2 separate regions of the Homo sapiens genome follow, and region 1 is linked to region 2. A link is a loop called in an ENCODE intact Hi-C map of the cell type or tissue named here. Cell type or tissue: sigmoid colon. All regions are shown on one strand.

The links. Hi-C counts contacts between places; a loop is a spot of excess contacts. Peaks named below come from ENCODE experiments on the same cell type or tissue, not always from the same donor. Only the 100,000 strongest peaks of a DNase experiment are listed, where the experiment ranks them.
Region 1: a loop joins it to region 2, with 5 times the contacts of the local background. A loop is called at or near these places in 26 of 110 quality-filtered maps.

The regions. Positions count from the first base shown.
Region 1 is chr7:132,000,548-132,008,547 of GRCh38, reverse strand. No RefSeq gene overlaps it. Among named protein-coding and RNA genes, the nearest start is that of PLXNA4-AS2, 260 kb to the left of the region's middle. In sigmoid colon, a CTCF peak has its summit at 3,939; no DNase peak of the experiment used is centred here.
Region 2 is chr7:132,248,039-132,256,038 of GRCh38, reverse strand. The region is part of intron 4 of PLXNA4 (plexin A4); the gene reads left to right. Among named protein-coding and RNA genes, the nearest start is that of PLXNA4-AS2, 8.8 kb to the left of the region's middle. RefSeq lists enhancers at 4,058-4,573, 4,574-5,091. In sigmoid colon, a CTCF peak has its summit at 3,860 (motif pointing right); a DNase peak (open chromatin) is centred at 4,578; H3K27ac peaks cover 965 bases.

The sequences.
Region 1 (8,000 bases), 250 kb after region 2:
TCTCAGCAGAAACCCTACAAGCTTAGAAGGGATTGGGGTCTGACTTTTAGCCTCCTTAAACAAAATAATTATCCACCAAGAATTTTGTATCCAACAAAACTAAGCTTCATAAATGAAGGAAAGATACAGACTTTTCCAGACAAACAAATGCTGAGAGAATTCGCCACTACCAAGCCAGCACTATAGGAACTGCTAAAATGAGCTCTAAATCTTAAAACAAATCCTCAAAATCTTAAAACAAATCCTCAAAATACAACAAAATAGAACCTCCTTAAAGCATAAATCTCACAGGACCTATATTACAATAACACAATGAAAAAAAGGTATTAAGGCAACAAATAGCACAATGAATAGAATAATACTTCACATTTCAATACTAACATTGAATGTAAATAGCCTAAATGCTCCACTTAAAAGATACAGAATGGCAGAATGGATAAGAATTCACCAACCACATTCCTGCTGTCTTCAGGAGACTCACCCAACACATAAAGACTCACATAAATTTAAGGTAAAGGGGTGGAAAAAGATATTCCATGCAAACGGACACCAAAAGTGAGCAGAAGTAGCTATTCTTATATCAGACAAAACAAACTTTAAAGCAACAGCAGTTCAAAAAGACAAACACGGACATTATATAATGATAAAAGGACTAGTCCAACAGGAAAATATCACAATCCTAAATATATATGCACCTAACACTGGAGCTCCCAAATTTATAAAACAATTACTATTAGACCTAAGAAATGAGATAGACAGCAACACAATAATGTCGGGGGTCTTTAATACTCCACTGGCAGCACTAGACAGGTCATCAAGACAGAAGGTCAACAAAGAAACAATGGTACTGTGTGTGGTATTGGCATAATGATAGACAAATAGATAAACTGAATAGAACAGAAAGTTCAAAACTGGAGCAAGATATATTCAGTCAGTTAATTTTCAATCAAGTTGCCAGGTCAGTTTGAAGGGGAAAGAATTATCTTTTGAACAAATTGTGCTGAAACTGCTGAATATTCACAAAGATAAAAAGATCTTCGATCCTTACCTCACTCTCCACATGAAAATCAATTTGAGATTTGACGAAAACCTAAATATAGAAGCTAGAAATATAAAGCCTCTAAAAGAAAGCACAGAAAAACATCTTTCCAACTTTAGGGCAGCAAAGATTCCCTAGGACACAAAAAGGAATAATCTTAAGATTGAAAAATTGGTAAATGAGAGTACATAAAAGTTAAAAATTTCTTCTCATCAAAGACAATATTGATAAAGTGAATAGGCAAGCCACCAGCTGGGAAATAATATTCTCCACATATCTGAAAAAGAAATTGTATCCAGAATATATAAACTCTTGAAAGTTTATAGCAAAAAGACAAACACAACTCAATTTTAAAGCATGTTTTATAATTTTTTAAAGGGAATATCCAATAAGTATATAAAAAGCAAGTTTAAAAGGGGTTCAACACTATTGGCCGTCCGGAAAAAACACATATATATATGATATGATTTCCCTCCTACTAGAATGGCTAAAATAAAACATATTGGCAATTTCAACTTTTGGCAAAGATATGAAGCAACTGAAACTCATATATCTCTGATTGACATGTAAAATGCACAAGTCTGGATATTCATATAAAACTAACATACATCTATCCTCTGTCCCAGATATTACATGTCTAGGTATTTACCCCAGAAAAATGAAAACGTATGTCACAAAAAAATAGAAAATATTTGTCAATTGTATATGGATGTTTATAACAGCTTTATTTGTAAGAGCCTAAAATTTGAAACAACTCAAATGTTCATCAACAGGAGAATGGATAAACTGGTATATTTATAAAACAGAAAACTACTCAGCCAAAGAAAGGAATAAACCAGTGATACATATAAAAATACGGATCAATCTTAATAACATTGTGTCATACAAAAATAAAATCTAGACAAAAAGAATGTGTTTATTGGATTCCTTTCATATGAAGTCTAGGAACAAGCAAAAGAAATCAATGATGATAAAACTACATTAAAATCTAACATTGGATAATAAACAAAACGTGATAAATCTACTTTATAGAATATATTTAAGCCATTAAAATTATATGTATGAAGATTATATAACAAGCTGAGGACATATTTATACTGTAATCTTTTACATTCCTATAAATATATACATATATGTTCCCAACACAAAGAAACGACAAATGTTTAAGGTCATGGATATTCCAATTACCCTGATTTGATCACTACACTCACATTGTATGCATGTATCAAAATATCACAAGTACCCCAGAAAGACATACAATCATTATGTACCAATTTTTTTAATTAATTTAAAAATACACACAAAAAAATAATAGAAGGAGATAAACCATAATGATAAATTGTTCTTGTGTTGGTTTTGTAGAGTTATTTCTTTCTCTTTTCAGTTTGGTCATTTAAATTTTAATATTTTTCTTTTTTAAAATATCCATTTTTTTCAGTTTTTCTTTTTCTTGATATTTTTGTAATATTATATTTTTCTATTCAAGAATAAGGTATTTCTGATTATTCATGCATCATTTATGCCCTTCGGTCATTTTCTCCTTTGTTTAAATTGGTTTTTTACTGCACAAGAAATCTATGACTCACTTTTCATTATTTTTCTTATGCAGTCCTTTCTCAGTATCCAAAGGGAATTGGTTCTAGGATGCTCATCAATACCAAAATTTACACCCATCAATACCAAAATTTACTCTTATATAAAAGGTCATAGTATTTGCGTATAACCTACACACATCCTCCCATATACTTTAAGTAATCTCTAGATTACTTACATACATAATACAATGTTAATACTATGTAAGTAGTTATTTCATAATTATTTTAATTGTATTATTTTTCAAAATGTATTTTTAATTTTTTTTCCAACTATTTCAATCTAAGTTGGTTGAATCCACGGATGTAGAATCTACAGACATGCAGGGCCCAACTGCATATAAAAGGAACTCTGTTTTACCCCATGGTTCTTAATTTCTAGAAAATAAATTTTTAAACTGGGTTTTAATTTATGAATATAATAAATGGAATAGGTCTTTCCAGTGACTCAATACTCATGCCTACAGATCGAGTCATCATATGTAACAAAATGTTATATTATTAGTGGAAAAAATTAAATAGATTTACTTTGAAAACATCTGAAAACATCAGCAGTGTTATTCTCTGGGCAGTGAGATAAGGCTAACTTCCTTTGCCTTGCCTGCTTTTTCCCACAGTGAACATGTATCATTTTATGGTAAATATAAATGGCAAAATTAAATCCTCATTTCAGGCTGAAGCCCTCCCAAAGCCCTGGGCCAACCCTGATCCCCACCAGGGTCAGGGAAACACAGAGCTCCCTAGGCCTGAAGCTTCTCCATTGCCCACTGCATCTCCCTCCTGATAGTCTCTGACTTAATGCTCTACTTCTGGTCACCAAGGCTTCAACTTCCTCTTCCTGGGCTACTCCCTGGACCTTAATAACCTGAAGCTCTGGAGCTTCCTCTTCTGGCTCTCAGCCTTGCTCCTGCCAGACCCACTGTCCACATAGCCATGGTGGGGGATCACTTTGTGCAGGTAGTGCACAAAGTCCAGTAAGTACAGGAAGAAAGGACCCTCAGACTGGCTCTCCCACTTGGTGTCTGGGCTCCTTGGTGTCACGCAGGCAGCTAGACCAATAGCTCCACCTACCTTCCCTCCCCTAAGCCCCAGCACCAAGAGCTTGCTGAGCCATCACAGCTCCTGTTCCTGCCAGACCTTTATTAACCATGACAAGGGTTTGGAAAGCCTGCGAAACATCATAATCTCTCCTGTCTCCCTGTAGAAGCAAATAGAGTTAAAAGAGGCTGTGAGGGTGGAGTGGTGGCAGATGCATCCCTGGAGAGCCCGGCTCCAGCCAGCCTTTCTCCTTGATTGTGTCTCCCCCTCTCGGCTCAGATCTTCTCGCAGGAGTCTGGCCAAACCTGCTGAAGAGGAGCTAAAGAGGTGACTGCAAATTGAAATGAACATGCTGCTGAAAAGAATTCAGAGCAGTGACAAATCGCTTTATGGGGCCCCAGCGTATTGCAGACAGCTGAGGACTCTCTCCCCACGCACCAGAGTATAAATTCGAGGTATGTGTTCCTCACCCCTCCCTCCTCCTAACCCCAGGAGTACTTCAAAACAGGGAGAATGACCAAGCCCAAAGAGGAGGGGGAAGGAATCACTCAAATTAGAGGGAATCTTATTAAAATATGGCTCTTCACTAGCTATTCAATCACTAATTTACTTTTCCTCCTCACTTTAATTTTGATGCTGGTGTCTTGCTTAATCAACTCTGTCACCAGGGCCCCACGGTGCCAAAGAAGGACTCACCAGGAGTTTCCTTCTCCAGGTTCCAGCCAGTTTGACAGGTAGGCTCTCCATGGCCAGCTGCATGGGTAATGGCCTGAGCCCATCTCGGTCCCTTGAGGATACACTGAGACACACTGTAATTCTCTAACCACTGGCCAAGGGGCCCAGCTAGCAAGACAGCCAGAAAGTCTAGATTATTGCTTTCCTTCTCTGACAGCATAATAAATTCCCTTCTCTCTACATTCTTACACGTATAGGAAGTTCATCAGGAAGACTCTGGCAGGTGGGAGAGATGGATCACCAGTGTTGTTTCTGGATATGCCACCTGGGAAATCATTTGTCCACTCACTCATTCAGTCATACAGGGACTATTTGCTTGTAACTGGCCTGCGTTAGACCAGGAGGGGAGGAAGTTCAAAAGAAGTATAAATTATGGGTCCTACACTTGAGACATTTATGGTTTTAGTTGAAAAGGTGTGATATTCTCTTATAAAAACAAGTCAAGATTTGGTGTTCCGAAGAAAATCTCTAGGTGAGGGAAGCCCATTTTCTTAGATGTTATTGGCCATGTTTCCCCTCCTCATTTCTGGGACCATCTGGCATATCTGAAAGGTGCACTGAGGAACCACAGTGGAGCCACCAGCGAGTGGAGCTTTGGGAGAAGACAAAAGGTCCAAGTCTCTTCCTCTGCCTGGCTTTCTCCATCCCCTCTCCTGAAATGAAGGGATAAGGGAGCAGCAGAAAATGTACTAGGGAAGAGAAGCTCCCATTTCACCTCCTCCCCACTCCACCCCACAGAGGAGGAAGATTGATCCATGCTGGTTGGATTGATTGTTTTGCCTGGGCCAAACTGGGACATGGAGCCACACTGCCCTAACAGTGGGCTGGGGTCTGCCTCCTGGTCTACACTGCATTGGGGATGCTTTGACAGGGTGCTTCATATTCCTCTTTCACTTCAGCTTATGTGGCAGAATAGTGCTCTGCCCCAAGACCCACTCCCCTTGAGCAAGCCCAATCATCTTGTCCTCTTCTCTCTCTTCCTTCCACATAGGAAAGAAAGAAGATTTCATGACCTGAGGTTGATTTTTTGTATAAATAATGGCTGGTGTGGGGATGGAGAGAAACACATAAGCCACAAGTGTGACTGCTTCCTCCAGGCTAACTTACAAAAGCCCTCTGATTTGGGGCCGGGGGTCCACCCTCAGTAGCAATAAAGTGACATTTTGTTTTCCTTTTCCAATTTTCATCTTATACTTCTTTCTCTAGGAGATTCATGAGGACGAGTGCTGTAATCGTGGGCAGGATCTCAGTATTCCAGGGTCTTCTGTCCAAAGGCCACCCAGGAGTTCCTGATACCTTCTGCAAATGGAAAGCCTAGGAGACCAGGCTAGGACCAAATGACTCATCCAGTGTGCCTCCTGCTGTGGGCCTGTCCTGACAGTATTTTCAGGGCTCTACCCTAACAGAACTTCCTTGCCATGTGCTCAGTATCTGAGACAACCTTTTCTAGATTACCCAATTTATCTCATCTCTTATTTTTATTCATCTATTTTTAACCTACCTTGGCAATCAACATTGATGCCCTCTAGTTAAAACACACACACACACACACATACACACACACACACACATACACACACACACACACACACAACCCTAATGCCTTTCGGTAGCACTTAGAATAAAATCTGATCTCACCATAGCCTATATGGTAGATTAATTGTATTGTTGATCTCAACATCTGTTGCTCCTCTCTATGGGAAACATACATTCAGACACCAATGACATCACACTTGGCTGTATAATTTGCTTTGGCCAATGGCATTGGCACATCCACTTCCATGCAGACACTTTAAGGCCATTATGTGGTTCTCCACTTTCTCTTTTCCCTCTTCCAGAACACCAGAAATGTCTCAGATAGGAGCTATTCCATTCACTTGAGTCCTATAGTGGAGAAAGTGTGTAACTGACTCACAATGGACCTGCAGCATGACTGATAAGTAAATGTGTTCATTGTATGCTACTGAAATTCGAGGGTCATTTGTCATCATGTGCTTTAGCCTAATCTGAATTATAATTTTCTGCAATGTGATCTAACCCCTGACCACTTCTCCAATCTCATAGCCTACTTTCCATCCCCTCACCTGCTCCACACCACACACTCTGACCTGTCTCTGAACACACCAAGCTTGTTCTCACCTCAAAGCCTTTGCACATGCTGCTCCCTCTGCCTGGAATGCTTTTCCCTGACATTTTCACCTGGCTGGTTCTTTTCATTTTTCAGATCTTGGTTCAAATGTTACCTTCTTAAGAAAGGTCTTTTCTGAACCCATATCTAAGGTAATCTCCCACTCACTTTCTCTCACGTTTTCCTGTTTTATTTTGCTTTTGTTCCTGGGTTTGTTTTCCCTTATTGGAAAGACACTTTATGAGAGTAGAGACCTTGTTCATCATATTTAATGCTCTATCTCTGACACTAGAAAGTCACCTGATACATAGAGAATAAATGTGTGTTTGCTAAATGAATCTCTCTCCTAAATTTTAAATGCATTCAACCTCCAACTGGATACATTTTCCTAGAAGTTCTCACACTCAACAAATCTGAAGCAGAATTGATAATTCTGTCCTCTCGTCCCTTAACCCCACCTCCTCCTCACCCTGTGCTCCCTGATGGACACTGCCCAAATCGGAAACCCCAGGAAATGTTCCCTTCCCCTCTCCCTGACCTCCCCCACCCTCAATCAGTCACCAGGCTGATTGTCTCTTTAAATCTCTCTCCAATCTGCTTCGTCTCCATTACCATGCACCTGCCCTCACTCAGACCCTCATCATCCCTTGCCTGGATTATCACAATCTTTGCAGAACAGGGTTCCTTGTTTCCAATTTTCTCCTCTCCCATCTGTGCAGCACACTGCCACCAGAATTATCTTTCTAAAATCTAATCATGTCACTCCCCTGTTTAGAAGGATTTCAAAGGAGCTGCAGGATAAAACTTAACTCCTTGGAGGCTGGGCCATACTTTTGCTTTTTTTGCTCCTGCCAGCCCTGACTCCCAGCATGTCTCCCACCCCTGTTTGCCCCTTGCCCCATCCAGCCATTCTGAAGCAGAGCAGCAGGTCCAACACGGGTTGGCACTCATTGTTACCTCTCCCTGTGATGCCCTGCTCCCTGCTAACACCCTGCCCTAACCATGCACGCACGCACACACATACATACATACATACACACACACACACACACACACTCCCATGGCACCCACCTACTGAGAGCTTTCTCTGCTACAAAATCTGGATCATCCCAGTCTTCATCACTCCCTCTGTGTAGCCTCTCCTGATCCTCCCTTTCCTCCTCCTATAAAAATCAGAATGCTGTAATTATGATTGCCATCCTTCTTTCACCTTCAACACTTTGTGCAAACCTCTTATCACGTGGTTTGGGTACAGGTTTGTCTCCTCCACAAGTCTGTGTGTTCCTTCAGTGCTCACACAACCTTTCCTGATGGAGCCCTGAGCATGTCACAGAATGCTTGATAGATAGTATGTGCTTGATAAATCTTGCTCCAGTAAATGGATGGATAAAATAGATGGTATTAGGCATAAGGAGCGTAATCAATGGGCTAATTACATTAGAAGCTAGAGCACAGGTTTGCATGATAT
Region 2 (8,000 bases):
ATGATTTCCTATCCCAGACCCAGGGCACGCTTTTGGTTATGCTTGTTCACAGAGGTCAGGGGAGACCCTGATTAAATAAAGAACACAGATAACCTTGACCTCATTTCATCAGATAGTTGGAAGTGTTCCCTGTCTTTTCTTAACTTTTCCAGGTGCTGGGGCAATAAAACTTACTTGCTGGGGTTTTCCTCTTTTCCTTCCTATGCAATTCAAGAGCAGAGCAAAAGCTCTCAGAATAGCTGAAGAGAGGAGAGAAAGAGACAGGGAACTGGTTGGAAAGTTCTGGGGCTGTGCTGTGTGGCCAAAGCCCTATTGATAGGGAGGGGTTCTTTAGGCCTGGGGATCACAGGGCATCACCCAGTGGAGTCAGTGGTCAGGTTAGGAATAAGACTGTGAGATCCCATCACAAGTTCTCTTCAGTTCTGACTCCTTTTCCAGCACTTACATATATGGTAACTGAGGGCTGAAGTATTCAGCAATCACAGGGACACATCTGGAAACCTTTAAAGTTGAATTTTAAAATTGAACTTTGCATTAACGTGAATGTTGTCTGTCCCAGGAAAAGCAAACCCAAAAGATGAGTTGGCCATGGTGGTCGTGCCTATAAGGACAGATGCTGGGTGTTAGGTTTGGATGGTCTAGGACTGTGTTGAGTGTTTTACATGTATTATGTCATTTAATCTGCATAGCTTTCAGAGGCTTGAGAATGTTGAGTGCGCCTGACCAAGCTCTTAAGTGGCAGAGTTAAGATCTAAGCATCAGCTCTCAGACTGCACAGCCCAGGTCCCAGCAGCAGCAGGTCCCAGGTCCCCTGTGACCCACAGACTCCTGACTAACATTCAGTTATTAAAAGCCTCCACCTATCTGCTGCCCCTCCCTGTGGGCTGCTACACTTTTAGATCCTTCTCCCAGGTTCTCCATCTACTGAGCTTGTCTGTCATAGGCAATGGCATTTTGGTATTGGGGGTTGTCTGTTGCTGTAGCAGAGGCCTGAATGGACAGAAATAGGGTGGCTGAGACTCCCGGCCTTCCCCCAGGCCACCCCCCCTGAGAATGGGCCCAAATTAGCCTGGAATTAGCCTCCTCCTACCCCATCTCCACCCCAGGGCCAGCAATTATTTCTGAGCTCACTGAACCCCTAGTCTAAATATAGCTCTAATAGCCATTTCTCATTTTGGAATGGGGAATCTATTCTGAGCCTTAGTCGGATATAGATCAGACTCCCCAGATGCGCAAAATGTGAAATGGATGCATTATCCGTACCACCACCACCACTCACCCCTTGAAAACGAACTTCCTAATGGAAAGCAACTGGCCTACTACTACAGTCCGGTGGGGTCAGCTCCTGGCAGATGGAAGCGGGAAGCTCTGCATTACGTCTGCAGCCTAGAAAGCATGAAGGCTGGCACAGCGCCGCTGGGTCCCCTGACTGTCCTCCCAGTCCCACACAGAGAAAGGCAAGAAGGGACGTTGCTGAGCACTGACAACAGGATTTAATCGTCACCTAATACTGCTCCCTTTATGCATAGGAGGAAACCGAGGCTCAAAGACACATTTTTGATAAGTGGCTGAGCCAGGAGTTGAATCTAGGACTTCAGAAGCCTGTGCTCTCTCCATTCTCTCAGAAAGGATGTGCACACAACCCTTTACTCACCCTCACAATTGTTTATGTTAATGATAGATAGAAATGGCCACAGTAAACTCTAGTGGTTTCATAATTCATCATTAGAAGTTGCGACAATTTCCTTTCTTAGAATTCAAAGTATATTTCAGATTGATATCACTGTACTTTTTTGAGATCACAAGAGCTAGGGAAAGGGCAGAGCTGAGGGTCCCTATCATACAGATAGATGAAGTAACCAAGATGAGAATAAAATTGAGGGAGATCCTGGAGTGACACTCCTGGAGATTTTTCCAGCCTTAAGATAGTTAGTTATGATGGAATCTTCTGGCTTGAAAGGACAATAGAGATCAATTTATGTTGAACACTGAAAGCTAGACAGATGAAGACAATTGCTAAGGGCTTGCAGAAGTAAGGAACGGGTCTAGGATTACAGCCCAGGTCCTAGGACCCCCAGCCCAGTGATGTCCCAGCACACCATGACTCCTCCACATGGAAACTAAACTGATGCACACATAGTGCGTGATAGCGTCTGCACATATGGGGGCTGTAGGCAGAGGTGCCCTGGTCCTTGCCCAGTAATTTCTGTGGAGAGATGGAGTCTTCTCCATGTTGGGTGGAATTGGTGTGGGTTTTCTGCAGGAAGCTTCTGGGCGGACAGGTGACATCACTGAATAAGGCATTGCCAAACAATGACTTTCCCACCCAATATGGGATAGTTAATTTTATAAGGAGAAAACTCCCCCATGGCCCAGGGCTCACTTCTAGGGTGCTACTGGTCAGAAGGTGAACCAAGAGGGAGAGACCAAGCAGACAAGAGCCCTTTCCATAGTTCCAGAATATTAGAAATCTTGTGGGTATAAAGAAAAGTTGGGCTGGGCATGGTGGCTCATGACTGTAATCCCAGCACTGTGGAAGGTCAAGACAGTCAGATCCCTTGAGGTCAGGAGTTCAAGATCAGCTTGGCCAACATGGTGAACTCCTATCTCTACAAAAAAGAAGTACAAAAAAGAAATTAGCTTGGCATGGTGGTGTGTGTCTGTAGTCTCAGCTACTCAGGAGGCTGAGGTGGGATAATTGCTTGAACTTAGGAGGCAGAAGTTGCAGTGAGCTGAGATCGCGCCACTGCACTCCAGCCTGGGTGACAGAGTGAGACTCTATCTCAAAAAAAAAAAAAAAAAAAAAGAAAAAAGAAAAATTCAAGCTGTCACCCTAAAATAAATTTTGAGCTGCACAGTTAATTTAGTTTAAAAGACTAAAGGTTAAAGCATCTTTAAAATATTATTTTAATTTCCCAAGTCAATAATACCCTGTCTGTGAAAAATTCAAACTCTCCAAAGTTAACCACTGTTAGCAAATATGTAACTCTCTCTCTAGAAGTTATTCTTTGCACGAGGTTTGCATATATATGTATACACAGCTGCACAGTTGTCTTTTGAAAACAAACATTGAGTCTTAATATACCCTTTTTATAAAATTTGTTTTTTTAACTCAAATATGAATCATAGACATTCATCCATCTTAGTACATACAGACTATTATCTTAGAGTGTAGATGTGCCACGATTTTTTTAGCCAGCCCCCTGTGGATGGATATTTAGGTTGTTTCCAAACAGACATTACTACATACAAAGCCACAGTGAATATCCACAGCCAACCACCGGTGTCTAGGTGCTGGTATTTCTGCAGGAAAGATTCCAAGAGGAAGACTTTCTGGGTCATTTTAGGTTTTAGTAATAACTGCCAAATTACTCCTCAAAATGGTTGTGCTAATCTAAACACTCACCGACAGTGCATAAGGCATAAAACCCTTTTAGAGGCCAGGCATGGTGACTCACGCCTATAATCCCAGCACTTTGGGAGGCTGAGGCAGGTGGATCACGAGGTCAGAAGATTGAGACCATCCTGGTGAAACCCTGTCTCTATTAAAAATACAAAAATTAGCTGGGTGTGGTGGCGTGCACCTGTAGTCCCAGCTACTCAGTAGGCTGAGGCAGGAGAATCGCTTGAACCCAGGAGGCAGAGGCTGCAGTGAGCCACAATCACACCACTGCACTCCAGCCTGGGCAACAGAGTGAGACTCCATCTCAAAAAAAAAAAAAAAAAAAAAAAAAAAAAACTTTTAGAATGCTGTCATTTTAACAATTGTCCTTTCATATTTGAAGAATTACTGGAAGATGCCCTCAAAGCTGTATCTCTTACTGAAGAAGATACATTTTGCCTGTGTCCAGGATGACCCAGACACCAGAGGGCCCTCTTTGTCTTTCCCCAGCAGCAGGCTTGGCCCTGATCCTGCAATGGAAGCTCATATAAGTTCAGTAGAGTTAGGTGGGTACCTTGAGACAGGAGATAGGGTGAAACGAAGATGATTTAGAATTCCTTGGGTCATCTGTCGTCTCTGCCTCCTTTCTAAGCCAGCAGCACCTGGTCTTCTGAGAGTGGGGCCCTATGTTGATAAACCTAGAAGGTTCTCCTTCAGGAATATCAGTTTCCAATCATTTGAGCACCATAACTTTTCCCAGAGTCAAATCCCTTTTTGAAAAAAGATGTTTGTTTCCTAGCCAGAGAAGCCTCATACCCAGCCTTGGTTGCCTGCGAGGAAAGATGTGTTTATTTGCACACAGTCTCCTGTGGTCCAGAACACTTCTGCCCCCCATAGGTGTGTGCAAATGCTACTCCTGTGCTGAGACATGCACATCTGGGCACACCCCCTTGGGCTGCTGTGCACTCATTCACAAAATGTATCATTTACACACACTGTTTTTTTGTGGTTTGAACAGCCAGAGCATTGCTGGGAACGCTGGTCAGCAGAGCCCTTGCTAGAAGGAAGTCAGAGAGAAGGGTCAGGTGCTAGATGGAGAAGGGAGTGCCTGCCCAGCCTGCCCTGCCACTTCCCACAAGGAGCCAGTGCCAGCCAGCTAGGGAGCCTCAGCATATGCCTGGGGACTAGCTTGGCTCCGCTGCCTGGGCCAGGAGTTAGGTGTCACCGTGCCAGCCCCTCCCCGCCTTCTTCTTGGCTGCAGAAACAAAGGCTCCCATTGAGCAGGCTGTGCTTGGGAAACACACAACAGTAGGTTCCCGGTCCCAGTTCAGAAGGGGCCATAGTCTTTGTCTGTGTCATTTGCTAAAAGATAAGCCAACCGATACTTTTCTCCAAATTTTAAGGTCAGTTAAATTAAACATTTTGTGGGGGTTGGTGACTTGTATGTGTGTGATGTGTGTTTAATTCTAGGAGTACAGCTGATGAAGAACTTGCTTGACAAGTTTTTAACTTATGTATTATTTTGAAGCAGTGTTTACGTAGCAGTAACATGAAAGTTTCTAATAAAATACCCAATGTACACAGAGTCAAAAAAAAAAAAAAAAAGGCTGGAACAGGAGCAGCACTTTGATCCCCAGGACAACAGCCCCTTCCCACCTGCTGGGCTTGGGGATGGGGAGGGAAACTTTCATTTTTCTCCAGGATGTGGGGCCCTGAGGCTCTGCCCCTGCTTCAGCCCTGACCTTAAGATGGGGTCAAGAATGAGCATTTTGGCCAGGAGTCAGTATCTAGGGACTGGGTATCAAATGAGGAGTGTTGGTAGCCATGTAGCCTTGGACAAATCCCTGCAGCAACTGAGCTTCATCTGAAAAATAAGAGGATTGGCAGCTAGAATGTTTCCAAGGTCCCTCTCAGCTTGTTAACTGTGTGAATGCCAGAACACTCCTCTCATCCCCCATTCCTTTGGGCCTCCATGTTGGAGGGGTTGCTCTGGCTGCAGTCTCCTCTGTCAAATGCATAGGATCTGCCTAGCTAGAGAATCTCACACATTGCAACCCCGCAGCCCTGGAAGTCAGGAAGTCGGGCCTCCTGAGCCTGTGTGTGAATGTGAGCATGAGAGCTCAGAGAAAGGAGAGGATTTAACCTTTACACTAAGAGATTAATCTGTGGCAATAATCCAGAAATGATAGGTTTTAGAGTAGAGCCAAGGTTGCCAAATAAATGATCTCCAGGGGATTCTTGGAACACGTACAAGTGTAATAGGAACCACATTCATTCATTCACTTATTTATTTATGCGTGCATGCAAGCATTCATTCACTTTTCTCATTTACTGCGCATGAGCTGAGTACTAGGTATAGTGGAGTGAAGAGAGATGACTTCGCACCACCCATCACAGGGGCATTTTATCGGAGGCAGAGGCTGGAACAACAGAGTTGCCATTAGCATAACACTAATACATTCATATGTGTCATCCCAATTATTCTTCAAAACAACCCATCAGGGTACTTAGATGAGGAAAAAGAGGCTTGATGAAGTTAAATAAGTTGTCCAAGTCACACAGTGGTGGCAGATCCAGGATCCAAACCCAGGTCTGTTTTTCTCTCAGATCTCTGCTTCTCACTTGTCCCTGAGATAAAACTATTTCAAACTCTATTTTTCTCCCTAACCACATTTGAAGGAGTAAGAAAACCTCCTGGAGGAGGAGGCTGTGCTGAGACCAATTGTCATTCTCTCTTCAGGGCTGCTACTTGGTGATCTGCCCGTAGGTGGGGCTCCTCAGCCCCTGAACTCAGCCACACCTTCCTGGCAGTATAGTAAGTAGCCTGCAATGCTGTGAAGTTTTCAACACAGGACCTGTGTTCAGCAGAGGGACCAGAGGTTTCTCAATCCCCTGTACTATGTTCCGGGAGCCAGTGGTGTCTGGCAGGCCCGAGGGCAGGCTCCAGCCCCCAACTTCATTTCAATTTCCACCTTTGCCACCGCCCTGCTGCGTGACCTTGGGCAAGCTGCTCAGCCCCTCTGGGCTATGGCTTTTCCATCTGTGCATCAGGGAAGGGGATCGCTCTCCCGCTTGGCAAGGGGTCTGGCTAATAACGATCACGTGCCATTTTAGCGCAGCCCACACTGGGAAGCCTGAGGATGGGGTGATTTCTCGACGCTCTGCAGAAAGCACGCTGAGAGCTCCTTGCCCAGCTTCCCAGCTACTGCCGTTTGCTAATGAGGACCAACATATGTTGATGATTCCGGCGTCGGCACTCGCTCCTTGGCTGTCCGAGTTCCCAGAGCAAACTGGCTTCCTATTAGGCATTTATTCTTATTAATAGCAACAAATTGCAGCCCTCCACAACATCTGCTACTTTTCATTTACAAGAAGCTTCCCAAATCATTTGTATTGGTAGTATTTTGTGACCAATTCTTTAAGGCAGAGCAGGACTGGATCCCCCTAATCTGAAAATGAATCCAGTGAGGCATGAAAAATGGGAATATTTTGTTCAAGGTCACCCAGACACACAGATTAGATTACAGCTTGGAACCTCAGCTCCCCAAGCCTCATGCCCTGGGGCGGTTGCCTTTGCTATTCTAAATATCATCAACCTTGACCCCAGAGGTCCTGCCTAGAGGCAGGTAGGGACAGTGGTGGTAGCCAAGGCTGCTGCCCTTGACCCTGTGCCTCTGTCTGCCGTCAAGTGAGGCCCAGCTGGATTAGCCCCATGGCCCAAGCACCAGCAGGAGGAATTGCAAAGCTCAAGGCAAATCATTCCCAAGGAGTTTTTACTGCTGCCAAGTAGAAAAAAAAAAATCATTTTCTGACACTGGGGTGGCCAGATGGTCAGTACAAGGGGTCTGAAGCACATCTTTGCTTCTGGACAGCTGACCACATCTGGAGGGCTGCATTCTCTTTCCAGAGTCTTCTTTAGTACTTTGCTGAGGGGCTAGACCTTCCTGAGATCTGTAGATCTATGACCATAGAATTAAAAGAGCATGGCCAGCGTGGGAGGTACTGAGAAGGGCCATTTATCACGTTAGATCTGGCTTTCAATAATTTCTGAACTTGTACAAGTTACATACGCCATCAATGTTTGCATGACCTATTTGAAGCACAGGGTGGTAAGAAGCTACCACACTGCAACCTTCCCCCTCCTCCATTTGACTGACCTCTCCCCTCTACCTTTCACGGGACCTTTGCATCCTGGTGTAACTTTCTGTCCAGCACCTGTGTATCAGCTAGCTATTGCCACAATAAAGCTTTGTAACAAACCAGCCCAAAACTCACTTGCATACAATAGACATGAATCCTCACACCCATGGCTCTGCAAAGCAATTGCATGTCAGCTCCCTAAGCTCAACTCAGCTGGGCAGTTCTGCTTCAAGCTGCTGCATCAGCCAGGGTTGTCTCCTGGCTGTGGTTTGGGCTCAGGTCTCTCTCCATGTGGGTTCATTTGGGGCCCAGGCTGAAGAGGAAACAGCTATTTCGGGAAGCTCTTCTCATGGCAATGACAGAAGCACAGAAGGCAAAGATGAGCACATAAGCACTTCGGAAGCATTCATTTGCCTCGTGTTTCCTACCATTCATTGGCCAATCGAGTTCTGAGGCCATGCCCAAAGCCAAGAAGTGG